2 separate regions of the Homo sapiens genome follow, and region 2 is linked to region 1. Evidence: chromatin loops called from intact Hi-C (ENCODE). Cell type or tissue: psoas muscle. All regions are shown on one strand. Links, peaks and the distances in the headings refer to the core of each region. The heading gives the core; the rest is flanking DNA. Region 1 overlaps RALY (RALY heterogeneous nuclear ribonucleoprotein). Region 2 has its middle 78 kb from the start of RALY.

Region 1 (15,805 bases), core at 1,892-6,891:
CCATGATTTCTACTCAAGAATGTGGCTAGTGCTGTTGTAGTGGGAGCCCACAGCCTCTGGGCTGGAGTCTGGGTAGGGCTTGGGAGTGCAGGGTAGACCACAGCCCGCCAGGGACTAATTAGACTTCCAAATGGCTGCTGGCCTCTTGTCTCTAAATATAAACCCAAGAAGCTTAGACTGAGCTCTGGGGCTCCTACCAGCTGCTTGGGCACCTCACAGAGGGAAGGGCTCAAACTCCCTGCAACCAGCGCTGTACCCTGTTGTGTATTCCAACTAGCCACACTTACATAGCTCTTGGCTGTACGGTCTCCTTGAGCCTCACCCAAGGACAAGAAGGAAAAAGGGCAGTTAGCATGGCAGACAGTGTTGTATGGTGGTAGGAGCTCTGGCCTGAGCACCTGCAGCACAGGACCCCAGTCTCAGCTCTGCTACCGACTGGTGGAGCAACCCCAGGCAAACCTCTGGGTTTTGGTTCTCATTTGGAGAACTCAGTGGGCTGCACCAACAATCTCTCAAGACCCTTCCAGCTTGGCTGTTTCATGCCTGGGCACGCCCCTCCCCTGCTCACCTGTCGTAGAAGTCGTCCCGGTAGTAATCATAGTCAAAGATGTAGCCACTGGGGAAACAAAGGGGAGAGGGCTGGAGCTTAGGGACGGCCACTCAGCCCACTTTCCACAGGCCCTCATCTCCAGACACCTCCCCAAGTTCTAGATTCAGCACACTGTCACACCAGCATTTACTCCCTCTGTGGAAAGAGAGAGTCATCCCACCAGACAGACAGACAGTCAGACAGCCCCACCTGTATATGGCAGATGCTGCTCTCTTTAGCCCCTTGGGTCTGTCAGGCTTAGGCTCTCCAGCCATGTTGATGTCTGTGTGGAGGGAGAAGGCAGAGTTGGAATGCTAACATGACAGTGTGCCCACACACATCAACCTCATGCACACGCACAGCAATTCATGTGCTTACACGGTATACACATGGATTCTGCTCACTGATGGTGCCAACAAAGGTCTTCATACATCTAATCTTCAAACATTAGATTCATATCCAGGTATCACATGGATATGCCTGTTTATATGTCCATACACTTTCAGATCCATCCAGGCATGCTCATAAACATGTCCTCCCCCCCGCCCCACCACACACACACGTCGAATATTCCTATATGCATTCTCAAATACACTCATGTAAATGCGTAACACATCAGGTACATGGGAACGCATACACAGAGCCACACTCACACATACATTCACATATCCAGGTAAGAAACTCACACACAGGTAACGTGTATTCTCAAGTACACTCAGTATAGACAACTACCCACATGCAAATGAGCCAATGCACATTCACATGGATGTTCTACCAAACACCTTCATGCCTAGAATAGTCCTTACTACATGAAAAGGTCTCAATAAATACCTGGTAAATGAATATATGTATATCTGCTGACACATTCAAATATGTTCTCTCTCTCACACACACACACACACACACACACACACACTACATCTATACATACAAGGGTTGTGTCCACATATCTCCACATGTTCAGTCAATCCATATACTTCTTGTTCAGGAAAAAACACATACAGATACCCCTTTTCAAACATACACATATACACAGGAGTAAATGCACATGCATGAACACTGTACATACTTCAAGAGAGACCACTAGCATAGTCATATCACATGGACATGACACCAAAACCAAGCGTATTCACACTGTCCTTGTGCTCTCAGGCCCTCCTGCTCGCTCTCAGAAAGGGTTCTAACCTAAGTCATCTGTACCCGGTGTAACAGGCTGTTCTAGGCCACTCTGTTCTCTTTCTCTGGAGAATCTGCATTTTAACTGGAACTGTAAAGCCTGTCACTAAGAAGCTCTGAGAAAGCAGAGACAGGTCAGAAGTGTTTTCCAGAGGCTTCTAAAATTCTTCCCTATAGGGATTAATTTTATAACTATTTAAAACTTAAACATAGCTTATAAATTTATAAAATCTCAGAGCAGTGGTAGCGGTGAGAGAAAGAGAGAAGGGGGTTGAGAACTGGATAGTGATAGCAGCTATTCTAGAGAATACTAGGAGAATATAGTGAAGAGAGGCTTACCCAGGGTCTGCCCGGCCAGCACCCGCCCATTCTCTCCCAGCACAGCTGCCCGGGCATGGCGCTCATTGGAGTACTGAACAAAGGCATAGCCCTTGTGCACAGAACAGCCGGCCACACGGCCATACTTAGAGAAGATGGTCTCCACATCTGATTTCTTCACCAGAGCTGTGTTGAGGTTTCCAATGAAGACTCGAGAGTTGATGGACTTGGGGTCATTCTTGTTGGTTACATTGCTTGCCTGAAGCTTCAAGGACATGGTGCCCACCTGAAGAAAAAGAGCCTCGGTGAAGCTGGGTCCCTGGGCTGGGCTCAAGGACTGCCCACGGCCCATATCCTGGATAAATGAATTGCCTCTTACCTTCCTTAACCCTTATAGCATCCAGCCTACCTGTTCCTGCATCTTGTTTTCTTGTCATATTACCAAGAGTTGCCACATATTGGCTGCTGACCTCATGCCAGGTGCTTTACATACATTCCCTCATTTGTTACTCACATGATATGCAGAACCACAACATTTTACAAGGGAGAAATCTCACATTCAGAGAGACCACAATGTTAGTGAATGGCAGGGCTGGGATCTGACCCCCTGATCTGCTTGACTCTAATTCTTTTGAGTCTACTCCTTTAATGCTCATCTCAAATGTTATCCCATTCAGGATCTAAATTTGAAGATCTTCAATGTAGAACCATGGTCACATGGTATTTGCAAGTGATGTTTACTCTAGACCACCACCATATGATGAAAATTGCAGGGGCCGGGCATGGTGGCTCACAACTGTAATCCCAGCACTTTGGAGGCCGAGACGGGTGCATCACCTAAGGTCAGGAGTTCGAAACCAGCCTGGCCAACATGGCGAAACCCCGTCTCTACTAAAAATACAAAAAATTAGCCAGGCGTGGTGGCGGGTACCTGTAATCCCAGCTACTCGGGAGGCTGAGGCAGGAAAATTGCTTGAACCCAGGAGGTGGAGGTTGCAGTAAGCCACTGCACTCCAGCCTGGGCGACAGAGCCAGACTCTGTCTAAAAAAAAAAAAGAAAAGAAAAGAAAACTGCTTAGTCTGATCCAGACACAGACCTGTCTGAATTGCTACCAACCATTTTGAAAAGGGTATGCTAGCTAAGCCCGATAATGGTTTGAATTTGTGTCCCCGCCCAAATCTCATGTCTAATTGTAATCCCCAGTGCTGGAGGTGGGGCCTGGTGGGAGGTGACTGGATCATGGTGACTGAAATCATGCATTTCCCCCTTGGTGCTGCTCTCATGATAGTGAGTGACTGCTCGTGAGATCTGGTGTTTAGACGTGTGTAGCACCTCCCACTGTCTCTTTTCCTCCTGCCCTGGCCATATGAAGACGTGTCTACTTCCCCGTCGCCTTCCACTATGATTGTAAATTTCCTGAGGCCTCCCAAGAAGCAGAAGCCTGTACGGCCTGCAGAACTGTGAACCAATTAAACTTTTCATTATAAATTACCCAGTCTCAGGTATTTCTTTATAACAGTGCAAGAATGGACTAACACAAAGCCTCACCAGGCACTCGCTGTGGCTAAGGGTGGTATACAATACTGAATAATCCCAAGATCCCACAAGTTAATGTCATGATTACTCATATTTTACCAGAAACTGATTGACAAGTTCATTAACTTACTAGTAATGAGCATTCGAACACAGGTCAGTCTGTCACTAAAGTCTATTTCTTTCAACTTTATCATTTTGCTTCCCAGAGCTAAAGCCAATTTAGATACCACAGAAAGTCAGCACATTCACCTGAGAATTATTTTTAATAAATTTATTTTTTAGTTACCCATATTAATACTAACTCGTTCAAATTTTGTTCTGTTTGGCTTAGAGATGAGACTGCACCTACCCTTTGCTCTCTATATTCTGGCCAGGTCTTTTACCCCAAAGGGCTGTACAAATTTTTCCCGTACAGTTTACGGCTGGGCATAGGCTCCAAGAGGAAAGGGGAAAGGAGAGAAGCTCAATTTCAGTAGGAAAAGCCTCAAGTTAAGCCTTGGCAGTTCCCGGCCCAGTCTTCTGCTCATTGGTACAGGTTGATGCCACTCCCTTTTGGAACCCTCCTATCTCAGTAACCTAACCTTAAGGCCATTTCAGGTGATAAAAGACTCCAAATAGCATATATAAAAACTTTCATCAGTCTGCCAACCTATTTACCTAATATTTTGGGGGGACTTCTTTTCAGTGAACTGGAAAAGATACATCTGTATCTCTTATCCCACTAGGGGATAAGAGACTCTTTTTCTCTTAAATCCTCCCAGCCTGGAAGCTGGCACGTTCTGACCAGCAGGTGGTACTGTTTACAAGGGAATCATAGGCTGGACGTGAGCCCAACTTGGGAAGAAACTGCTCCCAGGGTTAGGCTTAAAGTGAACCCAATGGATATACTAGAGTCAGCAGTGCATTATCTCAGATAAAGGAAAGGGGCTGAGAGGGTCCCATCACTGCTACTGATGAAGGGGCTGGTGCCAGCTTTGGAACTGACTTGGAAAGAGACAGACTCTTGTTACTCAGTTTGCCTTTGGTTCCACTCATCTACACTTATCAGGCAGTGAGGGACACAAAGGTAGTAACACACTGTGCATACGAGGCAGGAAATGCTCAATACATGTTTTTCCCATGGGCTTGCCATTCCTCACAGTTCTCGCTGACAGTCCCTCTCCTACATGGATGACAAGCCATTCAAGGGTTAATTCCTTGTCTATCCACGGGTATACAAGAAGTTAATAGGGCCCCTGTGTGGGCATCAGATGATTCTCTCCTAGGTGGTTCAGCTCAAAGTGCTATAGTTTTGGCCTAGGGAGAAGCCACCTGCTTTGGCTAGAGGGAGTCAACCAAGCCTGGGGTGTGGATAGAGATACAAAGAGTGACCTCTACTGGGAGCCACAAGCACCACTGAGCAGGAAGCATTTGCTGAACAGCTGTTCGTGGTATTGTGACGAGATCAGGACTCACCTTGACTGGTGAGCCAAGTTTTTAAGGTTTGGCCCTGCCAGTCTTTTCTCTCATTCCTTGGGGTTTGGAATGATGTACATAAAAGGACTTTGCAAACCCTAAAGCCCTTCACAAGATCTTGTAATTACACTGGCTTGCACCTCTTTATTCCAATACTGCCATCTGCGAACCCCATTCTAGATGAGGGTAAAGGTCACAGTGGAACACATTCTGTATAATGCCAAGGAGGGGCAGCCAGAAGCCATGGCATATGAAGATCAGTTTTCTGATCTGTAGAGGAGAGACTTGGGAAGTGTATGTATGTGGTTGCAAATGCTGCTCTGGGTGAGAAATCTGCAGTTAAAAGGAGAAATGCTCACCTATGGCATGCGCTAGGTACCCAACCTCTTGAGCTCCTCGTCTAAACAGCCCCCTATCCACTTTCATGCCCTGTACACTCCTTTGGAAAGTGGGATGTGCTACAGTTGTGTGGACTCCCTCAGCCCAAGGAGACAGGTATCTGTGGGGGTGTGCAAAGGCTTGAGTGACCACACACATGTTGATGAGGCTCCTCTAAGTGAGGGATAGAGGTGGGAAAGGGAATGAAAAGGAGGTAGAGCCAGGCTAGGTCTCCCTGAACTGCCAGGTTCAAGTACAGAATCCTAATGAGTCCAAGAATTCTAAATTAAGACATGGTATTCCAGGTTGTTGGGAACATCACAATTTATTAGCTTCATTCAGAACCTTCAAATGTTTAAACATATGGTACATGGGTCTCTATTTGTACTCTTATTACTCTGCCCTGCAAATGTTATAGGGCAGGCCTGACAAAACTCGGGGCACAGTAAGTGTTCAATCAATGTTAGGGAGGGAGTGGTTAAACATATGTCCCAGGAGGTGGTCAGAAGGTCTAGCTGTGGGCTGCCTTAAGTGGTTAGGACCACTAGGGCAGAGGTCCCAGATACCATTTTCTAATCTTTCAACCAAACACCCACTTCCACAGACCAACTCAATCCCTCCCACCCAATTCTTCCTATGCTTTTCAAGGTACCCCCTAGCTTAGAGTGGCAGCCCTAGAAAATATTGACATCCATTCAGCAGGAGCTACTTCACTTGGTAAGCTATTTCCTGCCCTGGGCCAAGCTCTGCCTCACAGATTAGCTGTGTAATTGAGAGCAAGGTGTCTGCAGCCCCCAGGGGTCCTAGGTTTAGCAATGAGCTGAGGAGAGGTGGGTAGAAGGATTGTTCTTGGTGGCTGGGGGAAAGGAGAGAAGCAAATTTATTCCTAGAGACTTCTGCAATGTCAGATGAGCAGAGACCTGTGTGCACATGGAGCTTATAAATGCTCTTACTCGGAAGAACAGAAGAGAAGTTTTACCCACAGTAAAAACTTGGCCAGGATGCTACAGCTAGTGAGTAGCAGAGACAAGATTACCCCATGGGTCTTCTGACGCTAAGTCTAGGGTCCTTATATTCCATTTTTCATTTGGGGCTGGTAAGAGACAGGCCCCCAGGACACTGAGGAGCTGGGAGAGAGCACAGTGTCTCAAAAAAAAAAAAAAAAGAAAAAAGAAAAAAGCTACGTTTGAGAAAACTGGGGACTGGCTCCCCAATAAGTGCCTTCACCTTTACCTGCAGGAGAAACAATTGCTGCATAAAAGCTGGGCCTTTTAAGCTAATTAAAATCCACTAGTGAAACAGGCTTTGAAATGCAATTTACGGCTCAAAGGGATGGGCCTGCTTCTCCAGGCTAGTAAGAGTAGAAGAAATGTGGCAAAAACAAATTCAACAAAAAACAAGCCTGAACATGGAGAAAAGTGGCAGGGGTTTGCAAAGGTAGAAAAGCCCTAAAAGGTACCTCTGATCTTTGGGTAAATGAGACACCCAGAGAGCCGTCACAGTAACAACAGCCACTGGCTGGGCACAGTGGCTCACGCCCATAATCCCAGCACTTTGGGAGGCCAAGGCAGGTGGATCACTTGAGGTTAGGAGTTCAGGACCAGCCTAGCTAACATGGTGAAACCCCGTCTCTACTTTAAAAAAAAAAAAATTAGCCGGGCATGGTGGCAGATGTCTGTAATCCCAGCTACTTGGGAGGCTGAGGCAGGAGAACTGTTTGATCACCGCCACTGCACTCCAGCCTAGGCGACAGAGCGAGACTTTCCGTCAAAAAAAGAAAAAAAGAAAAGGACGGCCACTAATTACTGAATGCTGCACAGTATTACAGTATTTAACCCTCACAACAGCCCTGTGAGGAGGTGTTTGACATAGGGAAACTGAGATAGGTTCAGAGAAGCAAGGTAACTGGTTAATAGAGCAAAGCCAGAACTGGAATCAGGACCTCAAAAACAGGCACCTGCAGGGGCAAGATTGCACATGGCACAGGGATGCCTTGGGTTCTGACTTCCCTGGCAAGATTATGTTACCTTGAGTCAGCCACACACGCTCTCCTTGGTCCTCACCCTTTCCCTTTTCTACTACAATTCCTCACAGTTGTACAGAATTTTAGTGAACAAAGCCAGTTTATATCTCTTATGGTATGAATGTGCCTCCTCCACCAAATCTGTGTGTTGAAACCTAATCCCTAATGTGATGGTATTAGGAAGTGGGGCTTTGGGAGTGATGAGGTCCCAAAGGGAAGGGAAAGACCTCAAGAATGAGTTTAATACCTTTAAAAAAAAAAAGAGCCCCAGGCCAGGAAGTGGCTCACGCAAGTAATCCCAGCACTTTGGGAAGCCAAGATGGGAGGATCCTTTGAGGCCTGGAGTTGGAGACCAGCCTAGGCTACATCATGAGACCCCATCTCTACAAAATAAACAAATAAGAGGCCCAGAGAGCTACTTTGTGTCTTCTATCATGTGCGAACACAGTGAAAAGATGGTTGTCCATGAAACTGTAAGAGGGCTCTCACCAGACATCTGTTGCCCAGGCTGGAGTACAATGGCACGATCTTGGCTCACTGCAACCTCCGCTTCCCGGGTTCAAGCAATTCTTCTGCCTCAGCCTCCTGAGTAGCTGGTACTACAGGTGCCCGCCACCACAGCCAGCTAATTTTTGTATTTTTAGTAGAGACGGGGTTTCACCATGCTAGTCAGGCTGGTCTCGAACTCCTGATCCACCCTCCTTTGCTTCCCAAACTGCTGGGATTACAGGCATAAGCCACTGCACCCATCCCGCCCCATTTTATAAATGAAAAAAAAAAAAAAAAAAAGAGGATCAGCAAAGATAAGTGACTTACTTAAGGTCAACCAGCTGGTGAGGGGAGTGTAGCTAGGGGTCCTGAATCAAGGCTTCTTACTCGACACTCTCCATTCCACTGTCTCAATGGCTGTCTTAACACTCTAAAACTCTGCCATGTCACCCCTCATGTGCTCCAAATCCTATCAGATCAAGTCTAGTCTCAGGCACTCAGAGAACTCTGTAAATCCTCCCCAGCACTAAATCTCTTCCTCCTGAAATACTCATTTCAAGGGAGGAGCTGCTGCTTTAGGTCTTGATGCCCCCAATGCTATTTATAGTCTCTGTCTTGGTTCAGTCCTGCTGGACCCCTCTGGCCTTATTCTCCTGCATGGGGATGAGGGTCACAGCAGCCTGTGGCCAGCTCTCTGCCCTTAGATAACCCTGGGGACATCCGGGTGGTTCAGAAGGAAAACAGCTACTAGTGATGGGAAGACTATTTCTGGAGAAAGTCAAGCAATTAGACTCATCAGTGTCCAGGGCCTCCTTGGTCCAGAGGCTCCTGCTTTTACCAGGCGGCCAGGGATGACAGAACATCTATTAATCTCATTAAACTGGCCAAGCCCTGGTTCATTAGCAGTGCCCAAATGATTGTTACTGGCCAGACAGGACTAATTTCCCAAGGAATGCTCTTTAGTTCCTGACCATTCCCACTCTCATGAGTCAGCTCCCTGCATGTCAAACAGCAAAAGCTCCTGGATGGGTGAAGTGTAAGCAGTGCAGGCTACAGGTCCAGAAGGCTTGGCCTTGGCTCTGCTGTTCTTAGTCATGTGACCTGCAACAAGTCATTTAACTTCCCTAGGCCTTCTTGTCTTTAATCCGAAAACAGAAATAATCTCTTCCCTGATTACCTTTCAGGTCTGATACAAGAATCAAATAGGCTAATTGATGTGAAAGCGCTCTGTTGCATCTGTAATGTACTATCAAAGAATATGGATTATGCCAATTTCTATTATTACCCACTTCCTATCTCCTTCACTCACTTAACAAACATTTCTTGAGTGTCCTCCTCTGTGCTGGCACTGTGGAGATGCTGGGAAACACCGTGCTCACCAGTCTTCTGCTCTACTTGCTTTTCAAGAAGCCCCCTCTCTGGGAACCTGTTTTTTAAAAACGATTTCTTAGTAACAAAGGACAAATGCACATGAAATAGCAAAAATAGCTCAGGCCCTAGAGTCCGACAGGACTGAGTTCCAATCCGAGACCTATCACTTGAAACTGTAACTGTGGCCATATCCTTTCACTTGCTGGGCCTCAGAGTCCTCAACTGCAAAACGGAAATTATACCAACCTCCCAGAATTAGGATAAGAACTGGAGATAATATGAGTAAAGTGCTAGTATAATGGGTGGGACTAGCAGGTATTAAGAAACTGGATAACCCAAATGCTCTATGAAAACAGATGAACCTAGCCTGGCACTCTAGCTCCTCCACATCCCAGCCCTAAGATGGTATGTTCTTTACTATGTCATCTCCCTGTGCATCACACTTTGCCTGAGAGTAAGGGAGTTGGGGGTAGGGAGTAGGGAGCCTATGCATGCTCTCCCTTGTCCTAGTATCTGCAACCAAACCTAGAAACTTCACAAAGGTGTCCCTGCCCCATTCCTGTCAAACCACTACTGAATGGGGCTGGGAGAGGACGGAACCACCAGCCAAGAGGGGTTCCAGCTTTGCTGAGTCATTCTCACCCCTCAACTGTACTGCGCGGTCCTATACTACTGACATTGGTATCCATATCTAATGGGCCCTGAGAGGATACCCCAAAGCAGAAACAGAAGGCAGGCCTCAGTTATCTCCCCATAGCATGCTCTGGGTATATAATCCCACCCTCCCTGCATCTTGAACACTAACTCTACTCTTGTCTGTGGCCTTAGGCTGAGGCTTACCATCTGCGACAAGCTCCCCTTCATAGTTCCAGGAAGGGGACAAGTTAAGGAGGGATGGGTAGGTAACTTATGCCTATAATCCCCGATACTGAGTTAGAATTGAAGACCTACAAATGATTGTCAACCTCTTTATTTTTTGCCAAATAAGTCATCCAAACACAGACTTATCCATCTGATTGTAATTATAAATATCCAAACACGGAGCTAATTATGGGCCAGGTATTATCAAATAACTAACTAACCAATCATTTATTTATTTATTTATCCAGCGGTTGGTCTGGGACCTCAAGCAAATCCCAATCCAGCAGGCGACATCTACCATGGCCACAAGGCACACGTGCCCTGAGATGGTCTACTCCCCAAGCAAAGTAGTCTGAGAGATCAGAGAAGGGGTAGGAGCAGCACGGAAGGCTCTACCAAAAGGGAGAGTGTTTAAGAGGAATTCCCATTGGGTAGTGACACCAGAAGAGGCCTGGCAGGAGGGAGGAACAATATACAAAATGTATCCCTTTCTCCTCTTTGATCCCCTTATTCTCCTCTTCCTCCTGTACATAGAGCTGGAAATAGAAGTTTGAAATACAAGAATGTCTTCACTGCTGTCTCCTGCTTCCCTGGATAGATGCATACTTATTCTTGCCTTGAGGGAGAACAAAAAGGGAACATACAATTTAATATGTAGAACTTTATACCAGGCACTGAGTTGAAAGCTTTACAGGCATAATCTCTTGTAATCCTGATCACAATCTAATGAGATATGTAGTATCATCTGCACTCTACAGATACAACTGAGACTCAGAAACAGCTTAATTTGTCTACAGTCACATTAAGTTGCATGCTTTGGACCGAAAGACCCAAGGGCTTGTCTGATTCTAAAGCCTGTGTTATTCCCATTCCACTAGATTGCTCCCACTGAGCCCCCATCCACAGGAAGAATGGTCTTGGCTTTGCTGACATGCCATATGACCTAGGTTTTAAACCATGTGACCACAAAAGGTACTCCAGGCCCAAACATGTGATCATGATAACCATCATCAATACTTGTGGAGTACTTACATCCCAGGAACTGCACTAAGCCTTCTGCTATGAGATAGTGATGATACATGTTGTGACCATTTCACATACGATGAAACCAAAGCTTGGTGTCTGGTCTTGCTCAAGCCAGGAAATGACAGAGGTAGGATGAATATGTGCGAGACCAGAGCTGGTCTCATAATCTTGGCCCAGAATGGCTTCAAAACTGGGCATGCCCTGTATCTGCCTGGAGGTCAGTTTCTTCCTCTACCTCCTAACACTGATCCTTTGAGCATAAACTCACAGGGCCTAGCTGAAGGCATACTCTCAAGTCCAAGAGCCAATCAGCACTTGCTGTGAGCTTTGGGGATGGCCCCCGCCCCATTCCTATGCCTTAAGAGTTGGCTCCTCACACTGATAATGTGGCAAGATTAGTCACTGCTTGCTGTTGGTTGATTATAGCTATTCTGTTCTGTAAATGAAGTTTAAAAGTCATCAAAGGGTTTGTCAGCTGTGACTTATGAGCCTCTTTCCCACAGGGAAGTCAGGCAGTGACAAATGCCCCTCTTGTTTTGCCATCCATTACAAGTTGGAAGGTGCCATGTTCCAATTACTGGAAACCCCGATGGAGCTCAAGGAAAACCCTGCTCCAGGCTATGGCCATTACTCAGGCCTGGCAGGGCTGCCATAGGCCCAGGCCCAACTGGGTAGGAATGGAATAAGAGTGTTCTTCTGATTTTGTGAGCAGGCCCCTTCTACCCCTTAATTTGTGTTATCCCTGGTGGTTTATCCTAGTCACATTTCACAGACAAATAAAAACATAGGTATCATGTGGGCTGTCTGAAAGTATGCAGGATCAAGACTGCTTATGACAGGCAGACATAAGGAAATAAGGTCATGCTGTCCTATGAACTAGGTAGAAAATATGATGTTGAGGAAGGGTGGGGAAGGCAGAGAATAAAGTATGTAGGATGTTCAGAGAAAGTAGAGAGTAAAAGGAGCCTTACAGATCCTCTAGAGTAACCAATGGCCTCAGTACTGAATACTCATTATATGCCAGGCCTATCTAGCTAGGTGCTGTGGAACCAGAGATGAATAAAGTCCCTGGTTCCTAGGATATGCCAGGCCTATCTAGCTAGGTGCTGTGGAACCAGAGATGAATAAAGTCCCTGGTTCCTAGGATATGCTGCATGATCTAGGGAATAAAAACCTAGGTCATGTGGCATATCCTTGAGGGTAAATAAGAAAAATTAAGTCTCAGAGAAAGGGACTTGCCCAAGGTAACAAAGTAAGTTAGGGTCAGTGATAGAAAAAGAAAGCAGATCTTTACCATTAGTGATACAGAGAAAGTACAGTGACAAGGGAGCCCTCATGTGGAACAGGCTCCTTACACAGAACATGCCACATAACTCCCATTCAAATTCTACCTACTTGCTTACTTACCACACCTTTGACCTCTGGCAAGTCCTATAACCTATCCAAAGTTTCAGAAAACTTACTACAGAATTGTGGAGAAGATTAAATAATACACATACAGTGCATAGCAGTAGGCCAATCTTAAGTACTCAAAATATTATTTACCATCAAATAATCCCCAAAACAGTACTCTGAGGCAGGTATTATTAATCTCATAATCAAAAGACTTAGGTTATTTTTCACACTGTCACACTAACTAAATAAGTCAGTACTTCTCAAAACTATTTGTGGTGAAGAACCAGTTTTTTTCTTTTGTTTTGCTTTTTAAACTTCACTTTGAGTAACACAGCTCTAAGCCACTCTTGCCCAACTGTGAACTTCTATGAAACCAAAGCAAAGAAAACATGAAGTTTACTTCATTTCTTTCCAAGTCCTTCAGCCTGATTGTTTTTAGACATTGGTGTCAGACTAATTTACAAAAAACTATCCAATTTTTTTCCTTTTCTTGTCTCTCTCTTAAGAGAGAAGGGGATAGGGAGACTAAGGACTTGCCACCAAACACTTCTAATGGTGCTTTATCTTGGTCTCTGCTCTACGTCATGCTACATCCTGCAAGGGAAGACAATCTAGGCTTAATGGGGGGCTGGAACCACTTTCCTGAAGCCTGGGGGTATATTCCTGAAGAGTCTGGTATTCCAGACCCTCTCTCCATACTTTGACAAACACCAGGAAACCAGCCAGGAAGGTCAAAGGGAGAAGAAAAGGTTTTCTCATTTTCTGTCTTTTATCATGGCTGTTTACAAACCAGTCTTCTCTCTCCATCTAGGGAGCTGAGAGGAATGGACACCAGATTCATTCCTGAATGCTACTGTACTTACCTAAGACTATGACTGGGCAAATTGAGTAGCTCTTAACCAGTGCTCAAAGGCACAATTAGTGCACCTTCAATCTTCCATGTGCGTCGTCAAATTTTCATCAGTGTACAAAACTGCTTTTTGCTTTGAGCTTATGTAGTGTTTTCTTTCAGCATAACTCAGAGCTGAGTGGGTCATATGACACAGTATACAGAGAGGTAAAGCTTGCTGTGTGTAGGAGTTAAATACATGGCTTGACATCAAGCAGGAGCCAAAGCCTGAATCCTTACTCCTGTGTGACAGGACATGGAATGTCGTCAGGAGATACCTGAAACCAAATGCCTTCACTCTGTTACTGAACTGGCTGACATGACCTTTTGGGAAGTGTCTATCTTACCTGTAAGATGGAAATAGCAATACATATCTCTAGGGTTGTTAGAGGATAAAATAATTCATGTAAGCATTCAGAATAGTGTCCAGCACATCAGAAAGCATGCGAATATATTAGCTCCTGCTGCTACAGGTTAAGTATTCCTTATCCAAATGCTTGGGACAAGAAGCATTTCAGATTATAGATTTTGGAATATCTGCAGATACTTAACTGGCTGAGCATCCCTAATCTGAAATGCTCCAATGAGCGTTTCCTTTGAATGTGATGTTGGCACTCAGAAAGTTTCCAATTTTGGAGAATTTTGGATTTTCAACTTACGGATGCTCAACCTCAATTATTATTGTTGTTGTTGGAACCTGCAATAACTTTTCCATGTGAGTATAAAAGAGAAGGTGGTCAGTTCTAATGGAATATTAACCTAGAGCTGAACTGTGATCAAGGAAAAAAATACTATCACGGTGGATGCGATAAAGTCTCTTCAAGTGTCTCACCAAAACTCTAGTATTTGGAAATGTGCCTTGAACATAAAAGGAAAGACAAGAGTAGGTACTTATTAAGTGCTGAATGAATAAATAAATGAGCATATGGAACAATGCAGCTGCCAGAGCTCATAAGGAATACAACTTGAGAAATTAGGTGGAAGAGGACGCTAAGCAAAGGTTCCCACCAAGGCCTCCTTGTGCTTTGAGGACCCTCTAGAGCAGATTGGGCTCCCCTGCTGGGCAACAGGGCCCCAAGGGCTGATATTTCAAGAAGCCCTCAGTTGCTCACTATTTGGTATCTCTGATGGAACTCCTACATTCTGTGGCTGAGTAAGGGTGCAGAAGGCTGTGCCGTGGTAGTGCATCCTGTTCTCATCTCCCAACCTGTATGACAGGGAGGCTTAACTCCTACCACAACAGGCATAGCTCTAAGTTAAAATAGTAATGGGGGCTTATTAGCTTTGGATTTCTCCTTGCCTGTAGAGCGCTGGGGCCTGAATCCCGTGTCTACTAGCTGTATGACCTGGAAAGGCACTTGACTTTTCTGAGGTTCACAGTTCCCCACCTGTAAAATGGGGATAAAAATCCCTGTAACACAGGTTGTTGTGAGGGTCAAAGGAGATAACATGCTCTGTTACCTGACATGTGCCACGTAAGCATAGACAGGAATACTCCCAGGATGGACAGCTGCTGCAGGTCTTCCTAGACAGAGGCACCCAAGCAGGAAGCCAGCAGGCTGGAAGCAAGGGCTGGATGGTGCACAATTCAGCACTCCAGCCAAGTACTGTGTCCCTCAGGTATCAGGGCAGTTGATTAAAATCCTTTCATGCAGAATCAGTATTTTCCTCATTACAACAATCCTTCTCCTTGAACACACTGAGTGGCACCCCTCACAGCCCCAAAGGCTTGACCCTATAAGACAGCATATGCATCAACATATATCTTAAATTTCCCACATTCAGACAGGGGAAGGAAGGAACGGGTGACCTCTCTCCAGGGTGCTGATCCAAACATAACTTAGGGCTCTAAGCATCATCTCCCACAGTGTCACATGTTTGGTCTACAGGGGACCACTGAGAATGATGCCACAGTTGTAGCCACTCTGCCTTTGTCTCCCTGGTAACAACATTAACTCCACAAACATTACTAAGCATCTGCTTCCTGTGTGATCAATCAAGTGTGCCCCTGCCACCTCCTGTTTAAAATCCTTCAAGGGCTTCCCACCATAAAGAATCAAGTTCAAATCCTTTAATGTGGCTTACAAGACTCTTCATGAGTTAAGGCTACCAAATCTATACACAACAATCCTCTGAGTGGTTATATGTCATTCACTTTATAAATGAGTAAACCCTAGTGGGTTTAAATCCAGGATCAGCACTTACTAGTTGTGTGACCTTGGACATCTCATTAAACTCATTGAGCCAATGTTCTCTATTAGGCAAACCCTAGTGCAGAGAGTAAACCCTAGCGCAGAG
Region 2 (15,805 bases), core at 3,595-8,594, 150 kb after region 1:
GGAAAGTCATGAGTCCAGTCCTTTTTCACACTCTGCCATACACCTCCACTGGCAATCTCATCTAGCTTCATGACTTTAAATACCACATCTATGATCATGATGCCTAAATTTATACCTCTAACCTGGACCTTTCTCCTGAACTCTAGACCCATATGTCCAATTGTCAATCTGATGTCTCTTCTTAGATATCCAACAGGTATCTCAGACAACACACATCCAAGACTCAACTCCTTATCATCAAAGCTTCTCTACCCACAGGCCTCCTCATCTCAGAAAATGAAAACACTCATCTTTTAGTTGCTCAGACCAAAAACCCTGGAGACAACCCTCTCCCTTTTTTTTTTCACACCCCACTCCAATCCCTCAGCAAATCCTATCACCTCTACCTTTAAAATATATCCTGGAGCTGGGGACGGTGGCACATACTTGTAGTCCCAACTACTGGGGAGGCTGAGGTGGGAGGATCACTTGAGCCCAGGAGTTCAAGGCTGCAGTGAGCCAGGATCGTGCCACTGCACTCCAGCCTGAGTGACAGAGTGAGATTCTGTCTCTATTAAAATTTAAAAAAATAAAATATATCCTGTATCCAACCTCAGCTCCTCACTGCTTCCACTCTATTCCAAACTACCATCACCTCTTGCCTGGATTACGGCAATATTCTCCTAACTGGTTTTCCTAATTCTGCCCTTGTCACCCTTTAGTCTATTTTAATGACAGCCTCCAAAGAGATTTGTTTCATGCCATCCTCTGTGCCTCCAGTGGCACCAGGATTCTTGGAGTTAAAGCCAAAGTTCACCCTGGCCTATAAGGCCCCAAATGGTCTGACCCCCTGTTTACCGCTCTGATCATCTCTCCTACTGAGTGACTTCCTTCGTGCAAAAGATGATGACTGGTGGTCACAGAAGTGGATGAGGTCACTCAGGGTAAGGGAGTTAAGTGGAAAGGGAAGGGGAGGGGAAGGGAGAGAAAGGGAGGGAAGGGGAGGGAACCCAGGATAGAGTTTGACCAAAAAATGAGGAGCCTGAGAAAGACAACCAGAGGTCAAGGAGAAGGACCAGCAGAAGGTGGGCCCACCAAAACCAGAGAGAGAATGTCTCAAGAAGAAACAATCTCTCCTCACTGAGGGCCCACAAGGCTGAACAACCCATCTTCAATTTCCCTTTCGTGCAGTTAAACTTTTTAAACCTTTTTAAATGATGAGCCATTTGTCAGGGATGCAGCATCTTGGCAGCCAAAACAAGTAAGGAGAAAAAATATTAGCATCTTTTCACTGGTCATTTTTTCTCCCTTTCAGCCTAAGCAGGCCAGAACCAGTATTCATTATTAATAGACGCATGTTTTATTAAAGGTATAAAGACCAAAGATTTGTAACTTTAATAATCCAGATTCTTATTTTAAATTCTCCAACATTATTATTTATTGATCGGCTGGGGAATGTTTCTTTTGTGATCACCAACCTGCCAATTCCTGGAGGGTTAATAGAAGTGGTGAAATTAGAGGAGCTAGCACTGGCACTGATTTACTCCAAGGTGTCCAAAACAACTCCCACAAAATGAGCATCTGCTTTGTGCCAGGCCCTGGGCCAGGCATGGGGCATCAGAGCCAGAAGGGTTAAGGCACAGCCCTCCCCTAATTGGGCAGGCAGAAAAACAAATAATTATACGGACAAGGCAATTACTCAGGTGTGTGGGGGAGCAGAACTGAGTTGTCAGATGCTTTTCTCTGGAATTAGGAAGATTTAAGTCTCAGTGCCACAACTTACTAGCTGTGTGATCTTGGGCATGATACATTCCCTATCTGAGTCTCAGTTTTCTCGTCTGTAAAATGAGGACGGTGTGGGTTTTCATGAAGATTAACTGAGCCACTGATGCATACAGCTTGTTTGGCCTGGTACTCAGTGTGTAGAAAGCCCCCATTCAATGGTAGCTGAGGCAGTGGTGGTGGTGGTGGTGGTGATGTGAACAGTTATAGGGGCTGGGCGCAGTGGCTCACGCCTATAATACCAGCACTTTGGAAGGCCGTGGTGGCTAGATCATGAGGTCAAGAGATCGAGACCATCATGGCCAACATGGTGAAACCCTGTCTCTACTAAAAATACAAAAATTAGCTGGGTGTGGTGCTGCGCGCCTATAGTCCCAGCTACTTGCGGGGCTGAGGCAGGAGAATCGCTTGAACTCGGGAGTCAGAGGGTGCAGTGAGCCAAGATCGCCACTGCACTGCAGCCTGGAGACAGAGCGAGACTCCGTCTCAAAAAAAAAAAAGGTACGGGGGGCCAGACACAATGGCTCATACATATAATCCCAGCACTTTGGGAGACAGAGGTGGACAGATCTCTTGAGCCCAGGAGTTTGAGACCAGCCTGGACACCATGGCAAAGCCCCATCTATACCAAAAAATTTACAAAAATGTGCCGAGCATGATGGTGCACTCCTGTAGTCCCAGCTTCTGGGGAAGCTGAGGTGGGAGAATCACTTGAGCCCTGGAGATTGAGGCTGCAGTGAGCCGTGATCACACCACTGCCCTCCAGCCTGGGCAACAGAGTGAGACCCTGTCTCAAAAAGAAAAAAAAAGCAGGGGCACACACTCTGGGCATTAATTCTTCCTGAAGGAGAGGGTTAAAAGAAGGTTTCACAGAGGAGGATATATTTGAGCTGGTTCTTGAAGGATAATGAGGATTTCAAAAGGTTGACAAGCTGAGGGAAGAACATTCCAGATGGAAAGCTGTCAGGGAGAAACTCACTGGTGAGCAAATGTGAGCCGTGTCGGGGAAAAGCTGAAGAGCTCTGTGGGCTGAGGACATGGTAGCTTGAAGTGCCTGGTGGGAGGGTGGCAACAGTGCAGAAGGTCTCCAAAGCTAGGCAAGGGATCTGGGTTCGCCCTAAAGGTGATGGGGAGACTTGGAGGTGTTTTTTTTTTTTTTTAATTGTGGTAAAAAACATATAACAGGCCGGGCACAGTGGCTCACACCTGTAATCCCAGAACTTTGGGAGGCTGAGGCGGGCGGATCACCTGAGGTCAGGAGTTTGAGACCAGTCTGGCCAACATGGCAAAACCCCATCTATACCAAAAATATAAAAAATTAGCCGGGCGTGGTGGTGCACGCCTGTAATACCAGCTACTGGGTAGGCTGAGGCATGAGAATCGCTTGCACCTGGGAGGTGGAGGTTGCAGTGAGCCAAGATCCTGTGACTGCACTCCAGCCAGGGTGACAGAGCCAGACTCTGTCTCAAAAAACAAACAAACAAACAACAACAACAACAAAAAAAAAAAAACAGGCTGGGCATGGTGGCTTACATCTGTAATCGCAGAACTTTGGGAGGCCAAGGCAGGTGGATCACCTGAGGTCAGGAGTTCAAGACAGCCTGACCAACATGGTGAAACCTCACCTCTGCTAAAAATGCAAAAAAAAAAAAAAAATAGAAAAGAAAAAAACATATAAAATTTACCATCTTAACCATTTTTTAGTGTATGGTTCAGTAGCATTAAGTGTATTTACCTTTTTGCGCAACAGATCTCTACAACTTTTTCATCTTGCGAAACTAAAACTCTCTCCCCCTTGAACAACTTCCCGTTTCCCCTGTCCTGGGCAGCCACCATTCTGTTTTCTGTTTCTAGGAGTTCGACTACTTTAGGTCCCTCATGTAGGTGGCTGGCTTATTCACTTAGCGTGATATCCTCAAGGTTCATCCATCTTGTGGCATAAGACAGGATTTCTTTCTTTTTACAGGCTGAATAGTCAGGCATGAGCTCACACCTATAATCCTAGCACTTTGGGAAGCTGAGGCAGAAGGATCATTTGAGGTCTCGAGCTTGAGACAAGCCTAGGCAACATAGTGAGACCCCCATCTCTACAAAAAAGTAAAAAATTAGCTGGGTGTGGTGGTGCATACCTGTGGTGCCAGCTACTTGGGAGGCTGAGGTGGGGGGATCATTTGAACCCAGGAGGTCGAGGCTGCAGTGAGCTATGATTGCACCACTATACACCAGTCTGGGTGCCAGAGTGAGACCCTGACTAAAAAAAAAAAAAAAAAAGGAGGCCAGGTGTGAGGGCTCATGCCTATAATTCCAGCACTTTAGGAGGATTTCTTGAGCCCAGGAGTTCGAGACCAGCCTAAGCAATATGGTAAAACCCTGTCTCTACAAAAAAATACAAAAAAAAAATTAGTTGGGCTTGGTGGTGCATGCCTGTAGTCCCAGCTACTCGGGAGGCTGAGGTGGGAGGACCACCTCAGCCCAGGAGGTTGAGGCTATAATGAGCTGGGATCATGCCACTGCACTCCAGCCTGGGTGTCAGAGTAAGACCCTGCCTCAAATAAAATAAAATAAAATAAAATAAAATAAAATAAAATAAAAGGCTGAATAATGTTCCATTGTATGTAGATATCACATTTTTATCCACTCATACATAGCAGGGGGGGTGGGGGTTTAAACAATCCCTCCAAGGGGTGGTGAGGAGGGTGGTATGTAGAGTGAATTGAAGCAGCCAGATTGGCAGCAGGGAGGCCAGGGAGGGGCTGGTGCAGCCGCCCAGGTGCATGCGATGATGGCGGCCAGGCCTCAGGTATGGCAGAGGTCTTGGATACAAAAGACATTGTGGAGGTAGAATTGGTGGTATTTGATCATTGGCGATATGATATTTGTCCTAACTTTAGAAATCTAGAGGTGACTCAAGTCATTCCCGTCCTCTTACTCCAAAAGTGGGAAAGAGGGCCTGGCTGGTCCCTTCAAGGGTGAGGAGGAGGATAGAGAATTGCTATGGTGGGCGAAAGGCAAATGCCAACACTTCCAGTTCTATTAGGTTGGTGCAAAAGTAATCACAGTTTTTGCCATTAAAAGTAATGGCAAAAACAAAAACTGTGATTACTTTTGCACCAACCTAATATAATCCTTCAGAAAGTCCCCACTCTGTAGACTATCTTCCCCACCCTGTCCCCCAGCATGTGACTGGGACATTGGGCAGGATGGCTAGCCAGCCACGTGGGTGAGAGAACACAATCCCAAGGGGAAAGGGAGCTGGGCTTCTGGTCCCTGTACCACCTGTGTCTTGCTGTGTGACTCTGGATATGTCCACACCCCTCTGTGGTTCTCAGTTTCAGTGTGTAAAGTGAAAGCGTTGGTAAAGCATTGGTGCTGCCGTGGATGGTGATGATGATGATGATGGCGGTGGTGGCCAACTCTTTTTGAGTGCTTACTCTGTGCCAGGAACTCTTCTAAGTGCTTTTCAAGCATAAATGCATTGATTCATTTTATTCTTCCAGCACGATTATAATCCCCATTGTACGAATGAGGAAATGAAGGCAAGAGAAGCAAAGTTACTTGGCTGAGGTCACAGTGATAACAGGCAGAGCTGGAATTCAAATGCAAGCAGTCTGGCTCCAGACCACTCCCTGGAATCACTTGGGGAGCTTTAAAATATCAGATTCCTGGATCCACCCCAGACCTGCTGGATCAGAGCCTCTTGCTAACAAGCTCTCAGGGCTGAAGGCAGGGATTAGGGCTGAGGGTTCCATGGGGACAGACATTGCCTGGGTCTAGCCCAAGAGACAGTGGACCCTGATTCTTCCCCCACCTGCCCCAGCACTGATGTTCCCTGGGTTTGGGGGTGACTGACCCTTTTGGAGACAACCTGCAGGGTGTACCCAGATTATTCCCACCCTCTCACACATGACCTGGAGGGAGCAGGCTCCAACTTCCTCATGCCCTCCCTGGAGTCCTCAGAAAGGGTCCCAGCAGGACCTACCTGTTACACAGGTAATAAATGACCCTAAGAAAAGATACTAAACCTCTCTAGCAACCCAATGTCTTAGTTCGTTTTCTCTTGCTTATCACAGAGTACTTGAAACAGAGTAATTTGCAAAGAAAAGGGATTGACTTCTTACAAGTGTGGAAGCTGAGTAGCCCAAGGTTAAGGGCTTGCATCTACTGAGAAGCTTCTGGCTGGTGGAGACTCTCTTCAGTGTCCCAAGGCAGTGTAGGGCATCACACATGGTGAGGGGGCTGAGCGTGCTAGCTTAAGTCTTTCTTCCTCTTCTTCTTCTTCTTTTTTAAAAAAATTAGAGATGAAGTCTCACTATGCTGCCCAGGCTGGTCTCAAACTCCTGGGCTCAAGCAATCCTCTATCCTCGGCCTCTCAAAGTGCTGGGATTACAGATGCAAGCCACCACGCTCATCCCTCTCTTCCTCTTCTTATAAAGCCACCAGTTTTACTCCCATGATAATCCAGTAATCCACTAACCTATGAATCCATGAATAGATTAATCCATTCATAAGGGCAGAGCCCTCATGACCCAATCACCTCTTAAAGGCCCTACCTCTCAATATTGCCACATTGGTGATTAAATTTCAACATGAGTTTTGCAGGGGACAAATATTCAAACCACAGCACTCAGCAAATGGGAGTTAATGCAATAAGAAAACGCCCTGGAAGGTTCTCAAGAGGGAAGGGCTGTAGTCAGACACCTTCCTAATCAAATTCATCCCTGCTCCATTTGGAATTTGAATGTACTCGAGTGCTCACAGGAGCTAAATTATTCTTTTTGTACATATGGTAATGACAGTATTAGGCCCACAAATATCTTGGTATGTGGTTATTTTTTAAAAGGACAACATACTGTCAAGCTAGATACCAACAATCAGTAATCGCTCAAGTAATCACTTTTTAAAACTTCAGTCTAAAAAAGAGTTCAATAATTACTGCTATCCGCAATAAGAATGAATCTCATAGACTCAGTGAATGGGCAAAACAAGCCAGACACAGAAAGCTAGATACCAGATGATTCCATTTATATGAAATGCAAGAACAGACAAAACCAATCTATGGTGATAGAAGTCAGGATAATGGTTATTTTTGAGGAGCGTTGACTGGAAGGGAAACTTTTAGGGAGGTGGAATGACCTGTGTCTTGACCTGGGTTGGAATTACACAGGTGTACACAAAGTAAAGATTCACTGAGTTGTACATGTATAACTTATGCACTGTACTATGTGCAATTCATGCCTTAAAAATGTTTTAAAGAGTTGGATTGTTTCTTTCTGGTTATCCATGTCTTTCGTTAACATTCAGATAGTGACTGAGAACTGACTGAGCGCTTACAATGTACACACCCACTCAAGTGGGGCAAGTGGCAGAAACAAGGGAAGGTTAGGCCTTGGCTTAGCCAGCACTGGACTCTGGACTTACAAGGCTTACAGCTGGAGGGGGCTACCAAGGCCAACTGTGCTTGATGCCATTGAGACTCCCACTCCCACACATAGTCCAAAAGAGCCAAGGCCAGGCCTGCGCAGCCTGCTCCACTGGGGGAGTGAACCACTCAGAAGGCAGCTGAACGGACTGGGAATAGGAGAAGCTATTAGCAGCTACCCTGGCCACGGGGCCCTGCAGGATCAAAGATGAGAACTGATCGGGCCCACAGGGCAAGGGGGAGGCCAGAGCCAGCAGGAAGGATAATTAGGAAAGACATCAGGCCAGGCTGGACAATGGAGGCTCAGAGATGTCAGGATTCTCACTCCCTGTTGGGACCACATGGCAGGAGGCAAGGGCTCCCCCTGGGGGCCAGGCAGGTAATGGACAATGGTCCCCAGATAAGAGACCAGAGACGTCCAGTTCATGCCCAACATTTCACAGCAAGTCAGGGACTCAGCCAGGACAAGACCCCACACATCCTGCACTCTATAGGCTTCTCCCCACCATCCCAGCAACACCCCAAGGTGATGTTTATTTCCTACCCTGAATGTTCCACATTCTACGTTCCCTGCATTTTCAGCTCTTTTTTTTTTTTAAGACTTAATTCTTGATTCTTTTGACAGCTTACATCATCCTGAAAGTAAAGTGAAAAAGCCATACCACACTACCCACTTTTAATACAGATCTTTGTAGATTGGGAAGCATAAACCAACCAAAAGAGTGATAATTAGTTCTGAATTCAAGTGAGGTTTATGGAATGTGAACCATTTGGGTAATCGGCTGGGGTGGTGCCATGAAGTGGTAATTAATTTGTTTTTTTCCCTAAAATGTTTTACTTAATTAAGGGAGGTGTTGATTTATATACACCTGTCCCCTGGGGATGGTTTGTAAGGCAGGAGAAAATTCCAACTGTCTCCCCGCCACGTTTCTCATCAAATTATTTCATTACATTCAGATACACTTTTGCAGCACTGATTGTGACAGATTCTGGAGTTATGAGCTCATAAATACTGGGGGGTGGGGGGAAGCTGGAGATGCACACTTAATGGGAAATGTTCTCATAATCAAAAGAATATTTCAAGCTGTGACAATGCAGGCCAAGAGAGGGAGGGGGAGCCACTTCAAAGAATAACAGGATGCTGAATAACCCAGCACCTGCAGCTCTGCCTCCTTCTGAGTCAGCTGGGCTCTCAAATATCAGCTTGCGAAGGGCGAATGTCAGGAGGATTTGTAGCTAGTCCTGGGTTCTTTGTCATAACTTACTTGGAGCTGATAGTAGCTTAAGTTTGTTCATTTACTTAACAAATATTTATTAAGCAGCTACTATGTGCTGGGCACTGTGCTACACACTGGGAATACAATAGTGAACAAGACAAGTTTGTTTCCTACCTTCATGGAACTTACAGTCCAGGAAGAGAAAAAAATATAAACAAGTAAAAGAATAAATAGCTGATAAACATATGCCTACTCGATGATCTAGCAATTCTACTCTCAGGCATATATCCAAAATAAATGAGTGCATCTCTCCATGGAAAGACGTGTAAAAATGTTCACAGCGGTGTTATTCAACAGCAACCAGTCAGAAGCAACCCATGGTCGGCCAGCAGAAGAATGAATAAATGAATTGTGTTATACTGACACAATGGAACACTGCTGTGCAATGGGGTATTGCTATGCAGTACTCCATGCAACAGCAATATAAAAAGAACAAACTGCTGTTGCATTTATCCACATGCAAAAATGTGGCTGTATCTCACAGACAATGATGAATGAAAGAATTTAGGCAAAAAGTGTCCAAATTACACGATTCCACTTACATGAAGCTCAAAGGCAGGCAAAACTCATCTATGACAGAAACCAAATAGAAATTAGAATAGTGGCTACCTTTGAGAAGAAGAGACATGAGGGAGCTTTCTGGGGTGTCTGGGAACCTTCTATGTCCAGATATGGGGAACGGTTACAAGCACACATGTGTAAAAAGTCATAGAGGCCAGGTGCGGTGGCTCACGCCTGTAATCCTAGCACTTTGGGAGGCCAAGGCAGGTGGATCACCTGATGTCAGGAGTTCGAAACCAGACTGACAACATGGTGAAACCCCATCTCTACTAAATACAAAAAATTAGCCGGGCGTGGTGGCACATGCTTGTAATTCCAGCTACTTCGGAGGCTGAGGCAGGATGATCACTTGATCCTGGGAGGCAGAGGTTGCAGTGAGCCGAGATTGCACTATTGCATCTCAGCCTGGGCAACAGAATCAAAACTCTCTTTCTCAAAAAAAAAAAAAGTCATTGAGCTATACACTTAATATTATACTTCAATTAAAGCACGCATTTTAATGAGATCCAATACATTTTAAAAATAATAAATAGCTAAGATAATTTCACATGTTGATGAAAGATGTGAAGAAAATAAAACCAGGCCACAGGATGGGGAGCAAAGACCCTTCCGCAGAGATAGCTTTGAGATGCCACCTTTTCTGGAGGTGGCCCATGGGAAAACCTGAGGAATAAGCATTCAAGATAAGGAAGCCGCAAGGTCACTGGCTTCAAGGTGGGGCATCTGGGCATGTCTGAGCAACAGCACGGATACCAGGATAGCTGGAGTGGGAGAGTAGAAGAGGCCAGGGGGACTGTCAGGAGCTGGCCAACCCTATGGGCCACATAAGGATTCGGGTTTTATTCTAAGCATGATATGAGCCATTGGAAAGTGGAAGCAAAGAAATGGCATGACCCAACTGACCTGATTTTTTAAAACTGAGGCTACCTATTGGAATGTGGGGGGGGGGGAAACTGACAGTAGGAGAAACGGCTGCAGTGCTGAGTGGAGAGGCAGGACCTGGAGCACAAGCAGGGGCTGGGTGGGCACCGTGGCTGGGATCGCCACCATCAAGGCAGTAAAGCGCAAGAGCCAGGTTCAGCAGCAGCAGGCAGATGATGCAGAGGAGAGAGCTAAGCGCCTCCAGCGGGGAGTAGAGGGAGCAAGGTGGGCCCGGAACAGGCTGAGGCCAAGGTGGCCTCCTTGAACCATAGGATCCAGCTGGTTGAAAAGGAGCTGGACAGTGCTCAGGCGTGCCTGGCCACTGCTCTGCAAAAGCTGGAAGAAGTGGTAAAAGCTGCTGATTGAGAGTGGGAGAGGTAGGAAGGTTATTGAAAATCGAGCCTTAAAAGATGAAGAAAAGGCTGGGCGCGATGGCTCATGCCTGTAATCCTAGCACTTTGGGAGGCCGAAGTGGGTGGATCACCTGAGGTCAGGAGTTCAAGACCAGCCTGGCCAACACGGTAAAACTACTAAAAATACAAAAATTAGTCGGGTATGGTGGTGCGCACCTGTAATCCCAGCTACCCGGGAGGCTGAGGCAGGAGAATCACTTGAACCCAGAGGGCAAAGGTTGCAGTGAGCTGAGATTGCACCACTGCACTCCAGTGGGTGACAGAGGGAGACTCTGTCTCAAAAAAAAAAAAAAAAAGATGAAACTCCAGGAAATCCAACTCAAAGAAGCTAAGCACATTGCAGAAGATAGGTAGGAAGCATGAAGATGGGGCTCGGCTCATAAGTTGGTGGTTGTTGAAGGAAACTTGGGACGCAGAGAGGAACAACCTGAGCTGGCAGAGTCCTGTGGCTGAGAGATGGAGGAGCAGATCAGATCGATGGACCAGAACCTGAAGTGGCTGAGTGCTGCCGAAGAAAAGGACTCTCAAAAAGAAGACAGATATGAGGAAGCAACTGAGATTCTTACTGATAAACGCAAGGAGGCAGAGACCCGGGCTGAGTTTGCCGAGAGATCGGTAGCCAAGCTGGAAGAGACAATTGATGACTTGGAAGATAAACTGAAATGCACCAAGGAGGAGCACCTCTGTACACAAAGGATGCCAGACCAGACCTGCTTAACTGAATGAGATGCAGAGCACCCCAGTCCCACCTTGCCACTGCTCCTCCCTCTGACCCCAACTCCAACTAGGCCAGCCTGCCCAAAGCTGCCCTTTAACTGAGGGTTGATCTTTAACTGGAAGGCTGCTTTCTCCTTTCACCACCCCTACCTCCCCCACGTGTCTTTTTTGCCAAACTGTCTCTGCCTCTTCCCAGAGATTCCAGCTGCGCTAGAGGCTGAGCACCTTTGGGAACAACATTTAAGCGAATGTGAGTGCAACACATAATGTCTTTAAAAGCATGTTGTGTTGTATACATTTAGTAATTACCTTTTTTGTTGTTTTATAGCAACCATTTGTAAAACATTCCAAATAGTTCCACAGCTCTGAAGCAGCAATCTAATCCCTTTCTCCCTTTTGGAAGGTGACTGTTTAGCTTACTGTATATTGCTTTCTCTAGAAAAAAGGGAAAAAGGTATGAGCCTGCCTTACTGAGAACCAAACAGAGCCCGGGGAAAGACTCCACTCTGGGAAATCATAGCTTTGCACAAAGTACCAGCCAAACCAGAAAGGTGATTCCAGGAGTTAGCCCAAAAACAACAGCAACAAAAAATGTGCTGTTCAGGTTTTCAGCTTTAAGATATCTTTGGACAAAGTTATTTTTACTTTTTTGTTTTTTCATTAGAAGTGACCAAATTAAGCCAGGCGCAGTGGCTCACGCCTGTAATCCCAGCACTTTGGGAGGCTGAGGCAGGCGGATCACTTGAGGTCAGGAGTTCAAGACCAGCCTGGCCAACATGGTGAAACCCTGTCTCTACTAAAAATACAAAAATTAGCCAGGCATGGTGGTGGGCGTCTGCAGTCCCAGCTATTCAGGAGGCTGAGGCAGGAGAATCACTTGAACCTGGGAGGCGGAGGTTGCAGTGAGCCAAGATCGCGCCACTGCACTTCAGCCTGGGCGACACAGCAAGACTCCATCTGGGACAAAAAAAAAAAAAAAAAAGAAGTGACCAAATTAAGACGGTGAGACCTCTGAGACCAAATTTCTGTCCCATCTCCACCCCATTCCCAGCCGCTTACAGAGTGGATCATGTGCCCCTTACATTGAGGTGACCACTTGATTGCTCTCCTGCCTCCTTGAAAGAAAGAAGATTATGTTTTTGCCACTGATTTAGCCACATGAAACTCATCTCATCACCCTTTTCTGGGTTTGAAGCTGCTGTCTCTAAAAGTGCCATGTCATTGTGCTTTGTATCAGTCAGTGAGAAATCTTGAATAGCTTGTGTACAAAACTTTTTAAATGTCATATTATTTTGAAACTTTGCTTCTTTGGGTTTCTGGCACCCTGGCTACCCCCTCTGGCTGTGAGAGCTCTCCACAGTCTGTAGGCTGGCAGGTTGCTGATCTTTTAAAGTTTCTTTCCCTACCTAATCCCCACTTTTTGGTAAAGTTTCTAGGAGGTCTGTTAGGCGTACAAACTGCAGCTTATTGGCTTACAATGTACTCTCCTTTGATGCCTCTTTGACGACAACTGGGAGAAAAAGAAATCAATAGTGCAACTGTTTTGATACTGAAGACTGATGAGTGTCTTTTTGAAATAAAGAACCAGGCCACGCATGATCGCTCATGCCTATAATCTCTGCACTTTGGGAGGCCAAAGCAAGTGGATCACTTGGGGCCAGGAGTTTGAGACCAGCCTGGCCAACATGGTGAAACCCCATCTCTACTAAACAAAATGCAAAGAAATTGGCCAGGCATGGTGGCACATACCTGTAATCCCAGCTACTCAGGAGGCTGAGGCAGGAGAATTGCTTAAACCTGGGAGGCGGAGGTTACAGTGAGCCGAGATTGCACCATTGCCCTCCAGCCTGGGCGATAGAGCAAGACCCTGTCTCAAAAAAAAAAAAAAAAAAAAAAAAGAAAGAAAGAAATTAAGAACCAGTCCCTCCAAAAAAAGACCCAAACAAACAAGCAAACAAACCCTGACTGTACAGCACTGGTGAGGATGTCAAGCAATAAGAACTCTCACACATTGCTGGTGGGAAGGCCAAATAGTTCAACTTCTCCGGAAAACACTTGGCAGTTCCTTACAAAGATAAATATACACTTAACAAACTACCCAGAAATCTCTTTGGCATTTACTCAAGTGAAACAAAAGCCTATGTTGAACCAAAAAACATATGAAAATGTTCATATCAGCTTTAATTATAATCATGAAAAACTGGAAACCCCAAATGTTTCCCCATTGAGGAATGGTTAAACTGTAGTCGAGCTATACAATGTAACCCTATTCAGCAATAAAAAAAAGGATGTCTACCTTAAGTAAACAGGAGAGAGACCTGCTCTCCAGAACAGTTGCCCTCCAGGACAAGCAATTGATACATACAAAAACTTGGATAAACTTCAAATATATTGTGTTACTTAAAACAAAGAGTTTATTTGGGAATAGCAGGAGCGATATGCATGCTCTGGTGAACCACAGGCATATCCAAAGGAGTTTCCTTTTATAGACAAAAGGAAAAGTTCACAAAAGCTGCTTTGAAACAAGGACCATTGGTTACAGGGGCCTCCTGCAATAGTTGGCATCCACTCATTGGTGAAGGCAGCCATTGTTAGTCAAGTGTTCTTGTGCAAGAGGCTTATCTGAAATTTTTGAAATTGTTGTGGTTTTCAGAGAGTCCTTACAATCATTCCAGTCATAGGCATATGTGCACGAGAGCCCTTCCTTCAAGGCCCATGGGCTCCATTTTGTTCGGGGTCAACATAAGTGACTCCATTTTGATTACTGAAAACGTCCACAAGGACCAGCAATGGATACGTGCAAAAATGTGGATGAATCTCAAAGGTATCGTGTTACCTAAAAGAAGCCAAAGCTACTGTGTGATTTCATTTATATGGCATTCTGGAAAAGGCACAACTATGGTGATGAAGAACAGATCAGTGGTTGCCAGGGGATCAGGGTGAAGGGAAGGTTTGGTTACAGAGGGCCCTGGCCACATGACAGAATCTGCTTCTATATCTTGATTGTGATTGTGGTTTCTGATTCTATGCATTTTTCAAGACTCCTAGAACTACACACCAAAAAGAGTGACTCTCCGCTGCATGAAGTGGCTCTTGCCTTTAATCCCAACATTTTGGGAGGCTGAGGTGGGAGGATTGGGATCTCTAGAGCCCAGGAGTTCGAGACCACCCTGGGCAAAATAATGAGACTGCTTCGCTACAAAAAAATAAATTAGTCGGGCATGGTGGTGTGCATCGGTACTCCAGCTACTCAGGAGGCTAAGGTGGAAGCATTGCTTAAGGCTGCAGTGAGCTGTGATCACGCCATTGCACTCCAGCCTGGACAACAGAGCAAGATCCTGTCTCAAAAAAAAAAAAAAAGTGACTCTTACTATCTCCAAGTAAGTTTAAAAATAATTTTTAAATGTAAAAAATAAAAAATAGGTTATACTTTCCTATTGAAAATCAGACCACCTGCAAGTCTGGAGCATTGTTGATTTAGGGCATGCAAGGATGCTGGTCCAGGCCCTCCCAAGCATGAGCTAGCAAAAGTGCTGCACACTCACAGCCTGCTTTTCCTCTGGGCATTACTTTTGCCATAGCCTGCTGATCCCCAGGACAGGGGGACTGGCTTAGCAGCAAACCAAAGACAACGATTCCTGGGCAAGTGATTTATGAAGTGCTCCTAGGAGAAACTGGCAGGAGTGGGGGAAGAAGATAGGAAAGAGAAAAAGCCAAGCAAGAGTGCACTAGCAGATAGCGTCCCAGCCTCAATCTGATCCCACTGGGAGCCGAGGAATGTAAATTACAGCTCGGTTTGTGCCTGGAGGCAAAGGAGCTGGACTCATGCTCTTGTGTATCTGCCCATCTATGGCCAAGGGCCACCCGGCGGGGAAGTAAACTGCAGGCACTTCCAGGTCCTTGTGCTGTGCAGCCAGTGGCTCCAGGAGCCCAAGGGCAATCCTCTGAAGAAAAATCTCACATGGAAGCTGTCAGATGAAAACACCTGGAACCTGGGCAAACAGAAATGCTAAGAGGATCCGAGGGCAGCTGGGTAGAGCTCCAACAGTGCCCGCTCCACCAACTGTGGCTCATCCGCCGGACGTTTACTCCCAAAGCTCCTCCATGGGTCAAACCCAAAGGGCTGGGAAAGGTGGGCCCTGCCCCCAGCTCCTGCAGGAAACAGGAGATCAGGGGCACGAAGTCTTATCAGTAGTTGGATCCAAAGGGATGAAGTGGGAATGAGGTGAGAGGGTCTAAAGTATTTCCTGGAGACAGGCTTGGGGATCCCGGGAGCTTATCCTAACTTAATGCTGACCTCTCGGCCACATGAGGTTCCAGGGAATGAAACAGAGTTAAAGGTGGCAGCATGTGGCTCTTTACCCCAGACATGAAGGCAGTTAACTTGAGACCATAGCCCCCTGTTTATGTTCTAAAAGTTGCACTCATGGAAAGAGTGTACCCACGGGAGCAGGCAAGAGAAGAAAGCTTGAATCCCACGTACTGGTTCATGGACTGGTGCCTGTGCCCATGGTCCCCAGCAAGAATGTCCTGAGGTGGCCAATTATCCGTCGCAAGGAAGGCTGTCCTTTACTTTGGGATTATCTCTAACCTTTAGTTTTGAGGTGCAAGTTACCTATGGTTTCTGAAATGGTGGTGATACTAAATGGGGATCATGTTGTTTGTTTGCTATATATTACCTTTTTTTGGCAAAATAAAACAATAGCAGCTCTGCCTTGGAACATTAAATATGGGAT

The links. A loop is a pair of places that touch in the nucleus more often than their neighbours do. Peaks named below come from ENCODE experiments on the same cell type or tissue, not always from the same donor. Only the 100,000 strongest peaks of a DNase experiment are listed, where the experiment ranks them.
Region 2: a loop joins it to region 1, with 8 times the contacts of the local background. A loop is called at or near these places in 21 of 110 quality-filtered maps.

The regions. Positions count from the first base shown.
Region 1 is chr20:34,058,630-34,074,434 of GRCh38, reverse strand. It overlaps RALY (RALY heterogeneous nuclear ribonucleoprotein), which reads right to left. Exons shown (of 10, transcript NM_016732.3): 3 at 2,105-2,369; 4 at 800-872; 5 at 569-616. The coding sequence starts at 2,360. Among named protein-coding and RNA genes, the nearest start is that of MIR4755, 17 kb to the right of the region's middle. In psoas muscle, for the core only: CTCF peaks have their summits at 4,391 (motif pointing right) and 5,040 (motif pointing left); a DNase peak (open chromatin) is centred at 4,424; H3K27ac peaks cover 1,927 bases.
Region 2 is chr20:33,907,600-33,923,404 of GRCh38, reverse strand. It overlaps the pseudogene TPM3P2. Among named protein-coding and RNA genes, the nearest start is that of RALY, 78 kb to the left of the region's middle. RefSeq lists a silencer at 3,108-3,307 and an enhancer at 15,077-15,578. In psoas muscle, for the core only: a CTCF peak has its summit at 7,538 (motif pointing left); a DNase peak (open chromatin) is centred at 7,534.